Linked DNA regions of Homo sapiens: region 2 is linked to region 1. Evidence: chromatin contacts called from ENCODE Hi-C or POLR2A ChIA-PET data. All regions are on one chromosome and are shown on one strand. Each heading gives the region's core, a stretch centred on a gene start or an enhancer-like site at or near the end of the contact. The rest is flanking DNA. Distances are from core to core; before and after follow the strand shown.

Region 1 (3,709 bases), core at 361-2,860:
CTGGCTAATTTTTGTATGTTTAGTAGAGGCGGGGTTTCGCCATGTTGGCCAGGCTGGTTTCGAAATCCTGAGCTCAAGTGATCTGCCTGCCTCAGCATTCCGAAGTGAAACCGCCTTTGCAAAATTATAACTGAGGAAATTATGACAGTGAAAGAAATCAGACCTAACCGACTCTATCTTGCTTCTAACCGTTAAGCTGTCCTTGTTCATTCCTGGGCGTAGGCTGAACTAACTTTGGGGAGGAATTCAGTTCATGGTTTGACTCTGAAACAAAATTGATAACAGCCCTTTCCGAAAAGACCCACTTCTTGCCTGGGGACCAGTCTGCCTTTGCAGGACTAACAAATTAGCTACAAGTTTAGAAATTACAGTTTAGAGGTCATGCAGCCTCTGGCTCCAAGAGTCTGAACCTCCCCAAATTGCTCCCGGGGGTGACATCACTATTGCAAGCCCTAAGATCAGTGCTTGAGATATTTTGTAGACCCTGCACTCCATGGATCAGCTGACACCACTCAGACCAGTAATTTGGCGCAACCAGTTTTGCCATCACACCCAGGAACAGAAGACATTAAGAAAACCTCACTTCGACCCCTTATGATTCCATCTCCAACCTGACCAATCAGCACTCCCCACTTCCTAAGCCCCTACCAGCCAAATTATTGGTAAAAACTCCGATCCGCAAATGCTCGGGACAACTGATTTAAGTAACAATAAAACTTCAGTCTTCCGCACAGCTGGCTCTGCGTGAATTACTCTTTCTGCATTGCAATTCCCCTGTCCTGATAAATCGGTTCTGTCTAGGCAGCTGGTAAGGTGAACCCATCGGGCAGTTTCAAAAGTGCTGGGATTACAGGCATGAGCCACCGCGCCCAGCCTATTTTTTGTATTTTTTTGTAGAGGCGGAGGGGTGGGGGAGGGTGTCTCACTATGTTGCCAAGGCTAGTCTCGAACTCCCAGGCTCAAGTGATCCTCCCGCCTCGGTCTCCCAAAGTGCTGAAATTACGGGCGTGAGCCACTGCGTCTGGCCCCTTTAAGCCATTGTGAAAAGTGATGATACACGAAAAAAAAGATTTCCAGGGCCGAGAGCGGTGGATCACGCCTGTAATCCCAGCGCTTTGGGAGGCCGAAGCGGGCGGATCACGAGGTCAGGAAATCGAGACCATCCTGGCTAACACGGTGAAACCCCGTCTCTACTAAAAATACAAAAAAATTAGCCGGGCGTGGTGGTGGGAGCCTGTAGTCCCAGCTACTAGGGAGGTTGAGGCAGGAGAATGGCGTGAACCCAGGAGGCGGAGCTTGCAGTGAGCCGAGATCGCGCCACTGCACTCCAGCCTGGGCGACAGAGCGAGACCCCGTCTCAAAAAAAAAAAAAAAGAAAGAAAAAAGAAAAATTTCCAAACAGGGTGTTCCCTTGTTTCACATTCTCTTTGGTGATGGTCCTGCAACAGATTTTGATAATCACTATATTGAGAAACTGCTTCAGATTCGATCTGTTAGGCTGATCATAGTATTAACTACAATTCCCAGCAAGCCGCGGAGCCAACCTGGGCCTCTGCCGGCCTCTGATTGGATACAGTAGCCAGAATGACGACTCAATCAGTGCTTCGGTTGTTGCTTTGCGGCGTTTTCCGCGGGGAAACTGTGTAAAGGGTGGGGAAACTTGAAAGTTGGATGCTGCAGACCCGGTACTGGAAAGTTTCATGTGGGGTGCCGTTGTGGGGAAGTGGGGTTCGCTCATTATTTCCTGCTCCTTCCCTAGGCTCGTGGGTTTCGATATTGGGGGAGCGGAGATTTTCTCTTGGGTGCTGGTCACGCCCCCTTAAGACTCGGGATCGTCACTAAGAACCCCGCTGTGAATTGGGGGAGCTTCGGGCCTTCTTTTGGTGGGGAATGCTTGGAAGCTGCTCATTGTTGGAAAAAGCTCTTTTTAGGGGATTCTGGGTGATGTTTCCGCCTGTTGCTGCCCATCTTCCTCCCCAGCCCCTTCCCGCTTCGGGCAGCCTGTCATTAGGGGAAGTTGAGGGACTCTCCCACTTCAGGTGGTGTTGGAGAGCGTGGAATCTGGAGTCCGGTCCCTGGATTCGAATGCGAGCTTCACACCAATTGTCAGCTGTTTAACTTTGCCCAAGTTTCTCAACTAGTTACCTCAGTATCCTTATCTGTAAAGTGAGGTAAAATATCCGAAGCCTTTGGAACAGTGTGGCACGTAATAAGGGCTCAATAAATATTAGCTAATATTGTTCCTAAACAGTTGTTGAACATCTAACATGAAGAATTTTCTTTTCTTGGTGGTAAGGAGGACAGGGTTCATTCTCCAGGGTTGACCGTCTCCCCTCATGTGCAATACACATACGTGCTTTCGCGCACACATACACCGCAGGAATTTACGTGCTCCGGTGGGGGCAAACAAACTTGCAAGCCATAATAGTATTTTGATAAGATTATCGAATAGATATGTGCGAAGTTGATGAGAACATTGGAGAGGAAAAGACTTGACTCTGGGGAAGGTTTTGTGGAGGGAAGTCAGGGAGACAGGATGCGTGACCTACCAATACACATACCATGTGGCTGGAGGGCAGATCATGTGAGAGTCATTAAATGATGATTGCTGACCTTAAGTACTATGTGCCACGCACTCCCCGAGTCCTTTAACCTCCACTACAGTCATATGAAGTAGTAAATTCATATGACTGTAAAACAAGGGTTTTAAGGAAATTAAGACACTGAGAGGTGAAGTAACTGCCAGGAAGGATAGGAACTGAACGTTGCAATGTGATGTATGAGTGAGAAGGAAGTGAGGGACCAATTTTTGATGTTTTTCTCTGCGACCCTAAGAAGTTTGGAATTTATCCTGTGGTCTACCAGTCCCATGGGAAGTGTTAAAGGATAATCGTGACTTTTTAGGAAGCTACTCAAGGCAGGATTGTGACACTGATCTGACTTTTGCAGGCGAATTTGGGGCTTCTTCCTGTCTGCTTCCATAGCACTTTTAAATAGCAATTGTAATGCTTACTGCATGGCTGTAGTTATTTGTGTGTACCTCTCTTTTCATCTCAACTATGAGTATTCAAAGGGGAGGGAATATGCTTAAATGATTCTTGTACCCCAGACCTCAGCAGGGTGTGTATTTAAATGCCTGTGGAAGGAGTAAATTAAGGAACAAATGAATGGAGTGGCCAGAAACAATATGCAATAGTCCAGGCAAGTGATGGGAGTGGCCCTATTAAGGCAGAAATGGCAGAATTGGTTGTTGTTAAAGTCCTTGTAGTTTAGAATTTATAGTTTTTTGTTTGTTTGTTTTTTGTTTTTGATAGGGTCTCAGTCTGTTCCCCAGGCTAGAGTGCAGTGGCATGACCACAGCTCACTGCAGGCTCGACCTCCTGGGCTCAGGTGATCCTCTCATCTCAGCCTCCTGGGTAGCTAGGACTACTACAGGTGTGCGGCACAATGCCCAGCTAATTTTTGTATTTTTTTGTGGAGACAGGTTCTCTCTATGTTGCCCAGGCTGGTCTCAAACTCCTGGGCTCAAGCAATTTGCCTGCCTTAGCCTCCCAAAGTGCTGGGATTGTAGGCGTGAGCTACCTTGTGTGGCCTATGGTTCTTTTCTTTCTCCTTCTTTTTTTTTTTAAATTGAATTTATCAGTCTAAATGGTGTCATTACTTGAAACTACCTGATCTGAAAAGACACTAGGCAATATTATAGCAGGTA
Region 2 (3,709 bases), core at 475-2,974, 34 kb after region 1:
CTTTGGGAGTGATGGTGATGGGGGGTGTACCTGGGAAGAGGGAATGGGGAGCAGGTTGGGTACTCCTCTCTGCTGATGGAGGTGCTTGAAAGCACCTTTGTTCCCTCCCTAGCCTAGAAGTAGCAAGGATGGGTACTGCAGCAGCTGCAGTGGCAGAGGGCCTGTCAGTTGCCTTTGGAAGCTCCACCCTAGAGAAACAGAGCTGCTACTCACTGAAGTGATTATGTGGGGGTAGGGGTGCCTGTGCTGGCGGCCCAAGTCAGGAGGCCCTGCCCTGTAAGGAGCAGCAGGGGCTGGGCCTCTGAGAGCAAAGAGTCTGGCCACCTTTCCTGAAGGCAGCTGCATCCTGCTGGAGGTCTACTTACTCTCAAGGCAGCTGCATCCTGCTGGAGGTCTACTTACTCTCAGGCTCTTCACTCCCTCCCCAGCCTGAGAGCAGCAGGAGCAAGGACCTGACAGAGGCAGTTGCAGTGGGCCTGTCAGTTACCTCCGGGAGCTCTGACCCAGTGAAATACAGAGCCAGAGCCGTGACCGACTGACCAGAGTGCTCAGTTGGTGGTGGAGTGGGCGTGCTGGGGGCCCAGGCCAGTGGCCTTGCCTGGCAAGGAACAGCAGAGGCAGGGCCTGCAGTCTGACTGCTCCTAAACTCCATGGATATGGCTTCTATCCTAGAGCTACGCGAAAAAACCTGGCCTCCCTTGGTGGGACTATAACAGCTGGCACCAGGGAACTCGGGGATCCAAGGTTGGTGGGGATCCCCGACTCCATGTGGGGTTGAGCTTCCAAGAAGTCTTCCTTACATGGCTTATATGGCTGGGAAGTTGGTCCTGGCTGTTGGCAGTTCTTTGCGATGTGAACCTTTCCATAGGACTGCTTGAGTGTCTTCATGACACAACAGCTGACTTTCTGCAGAGTATGTGATCCAAGAGTACAGGGTAGAAATGACAATTTCTTTTTAAGACAAAGCCTTGGAAGTTACATACCATCATTTCTGCAGTATTCTATTAGTCACAGACAAACCTGATACAATGTGGGAGGAGACTACAGAAAGGCATGGATAACAAAGGTGAGCATCATTGAGTCTTAGAGGCCGCCTACCACTGATATATGCATGTGTGTAAACATATGTACGCATGCATGTGTGTATGTGTATAATTAAAAAAAAAACTTTATGACCATTCTGTTCTCAGAAATGTTGTAGTAGGCAGAATTTCTTAAATGGCCTCTCAAAGATGTTCTGCCCTAATCCCTGGAACCTTTGAATATGATGAGATGTCACTCCCATGATTATTATATGTTATATGGTATAGTTGACTTTAAGATGGGGAGATTATTTGGATCTAATCATATGAGCCCTTAGAAGTAGTGAGCTTTCTCTGGCTGTTAAAAAGGGGAAGGAAGAAAAGCTTAAAACCCAAGAAGGACTCAGGATGCCATTGCTGCCTTGAAGGTGGAGGGGCCATGATTAAAGGAATGTAGGCAGCCTCTAGAAGCAGTGAGTGGCCCTGAGATAAGAGCAAGAAAGGAACCTCAGACCTAGAGCTGCAGAGAAATAGATTTTTGCCAACAGCTTGAATGAACTTGGAAGTTGATTCTTACTCCCAACCTCCAGATAAGAGTCCAGCTCAGCTGAGATCTTGATTTCAACCTTGTAAGACCTTAAGCAGAGAACCTAGCCAACCCTATCTGGACTTCTGACCTGATTGTCTCTGATTTATCCTCTGCTGCTTCTGCTTTAGGAATGAATAGCACTTCTCTACTTCCACTTTTCATCTTGGTGTTGTAACTGAATATATAAGTATACCCAGATTCAGTGACATTCACATAAGTCAAAACTGACTTGCAGTGACATAATAAATGGATGCTGTTCAAGCTGCCAAGTTTGTGGTAATTTGTTATGAAGCAGTAGAGAACTAATAAAATACAGGTGTCAGTGAAGGTGCCTAATTAACTGCATTGCACAGTCTTTGTTTCTGGTTAAAAGGTCAAGCCTAGTGTCCTAGATAGATGTCAGATAGATCTGGTGGGTGGGTGGGGTAAGGCAACTGATTGAATGAACTTAGAGTGGATCTGGAGATTGAGAGAGTAAGAATCAATCTGGAAATATTTTGCTGTCATTTTTATAGTTTCTCTTTCCTGACTTTAACTTAAAAATTTCCTAGGTTATTTATCATCAGTTTTGACTTACGTGAATGTCACTGAATCTGTGTATGCTTACATATTCAGTTACAACACCAACATGAAAAGTGGAAGTAGAGAAGTGCTATTCATTCTTAAAGCAGAAGCAGCAGAGGAGAAATCAGAGACACCAACTCTGCGGACCTGCTGAAGGAAGTGAACTACAGGGCATTGTTCCATTCCCTGAGAACAGCAAACACCTTAAAGTTTGTATTATGTGGAGATCAAATCAGTTCGGTAGCCTTCTCATATGAGATAATATAGATCAGTGTTCCTCATTCATTTTTTCATTATTGTCTCCTAAGAAGCCTTTTTAACAATTTTTTCTTAACCACACCCTCCAATGAAGTTTTTCTACCACACATATACTGTATATCTGTTTTTGTACTGTATAAATATCTGTGCTTTATACATAAAAGAGTAAAATCTTCCCCTTCCTCCAAAACAACTTTTACCCTTGGGGTTAATATTACCCATGCTGAGAATGCATAAGATAGATGCTATTGTGAATAGGTAAAATTAAAGTTATATTTAAAGATACAGGTGAGGTGCAGTGGCTCACGCCTGTAATCCCAGCACTTTGGGAGGCCGAGATGGGCAGATCACTTGAGGCCAGGAGTTTGAGACCAGCCTGCCCAACATGGTAAAACCCCATCTTTACCAAAAATACAAAAATTAGCTGGGTGTGGTGGCATGCGCCTGTTGTGCCAGCTACTTGGGAGGCTGAGGCATGAGAATCATTTGAATCCAGGAGGCAGAAGTTGCAGTGAGCTGAGATTGCACTACTGCACTCCAGCCTGGGCAACAGAGTAAGGCTCCGTCTCAAAAAAAAAAAAAAGTATTCAGAGATATCATCAAAAAAGGTATTTTCAGCTAGGTGTGGTGGCTCATGCCTGTAATCCCAGCACTTTGGGAGGCTGAAGCAGAAGGATCGCTTGAGGCCAGGAGTTTGAGACCAGCCTGAGTAACATAGCAAGACCCTAGCTCTACAAAAAGTAAAAAAAAAAAAAATTAGGTGTGGTGGTGCATGCCTATAGTCCCAGCTACTTAGGAGACTGAGGCAGGAGGATCACTTGAGCCAGGAGTTCAAACCTGCAGTGGGCTATGCTTGTGCCACTGCACTTCAGCCTGGGGTGAGATCCTGTATCTTAAAAAACTATTATTTTCATACTGTAATATAATCTAGAGTACAGGACCAGAGAACTCAGTTCAACACAGAGAGATGTAATATCTGCATAGTTATTATGCCTGGCAAAGTTTTTGTATTTTTAGTAGAGATGGGGTTTCACCATGTTAGCCAGGATGGTCTCGATCTCCTGACCTCATGATCCACCTGCCTTGGCCTCCCAAAGTGCTGGGATTACAGGCATGAACCACCGCGCCTGGCCAGCATCTTAGTTTTTTCTTGGAACAATTACTATTATAGTTCTTTTTTTTTTGAGACAGAGTCTTGCTCTGTTGCACAGGCTGGAGTGCAGTGGTGCGATCTCGGCTCAATGTAAGCTCCGCCTCCCGGGTTCATGCCATTCTC

The links. A loop is a pair of places that touch in the nucleus more often than their neighbours do. ChIA-PET counts read pairs that join two places held with the same protein, here RNA polymerase II (POLR2A). Pooled maps may share reads with other maps.
Region 2: a loop to region 1 is called in a pooled map, with 3 times the contacts of the local background. The contact joins the enhancer-like site here to the promoter of RAD51B in region 1. A Hi-C loop is called at or near these places in 1 of 50 pooled maps. POLR2A ChIA-PET finds 5 or more read pairs at or near these places in 4 of 52 experiments (MCF 10A, OCI-LY7, activated T-cell and 1 more).

What each region holds. Positions count from the first base shown.
Region 1 is chr14:67,818,169-67,821,877 of GRCh38, forward strand. RAD51B (RAD51 paralog B) reads left to right here and starts at 1,611. Exons shown (of 11, transcript NM_133510.4): 1 at 1,611-1,685. RefSeq lists enhancers at 1,444-1,738, 1,998-2,759.
Region 2 is chr14:67,851,632-67,855,340 of GRCh38, forward strand. The region is part of intron 4 of RAD51B (RAD51 paralog B); the gene reads left to right. Among named protein-coding and RNA genes, the nearest start is that of RAD51B, 34 kb to the left of the region's middle. RefSeq lists an enhancer at 1,544-1,613. Within about 2 kb of position 1,725, at least 3 of the 41 ENCODE cell types and tissues checked have a DNase peak (open chromatin) inside an H3K27ac peak, as active enhancers do.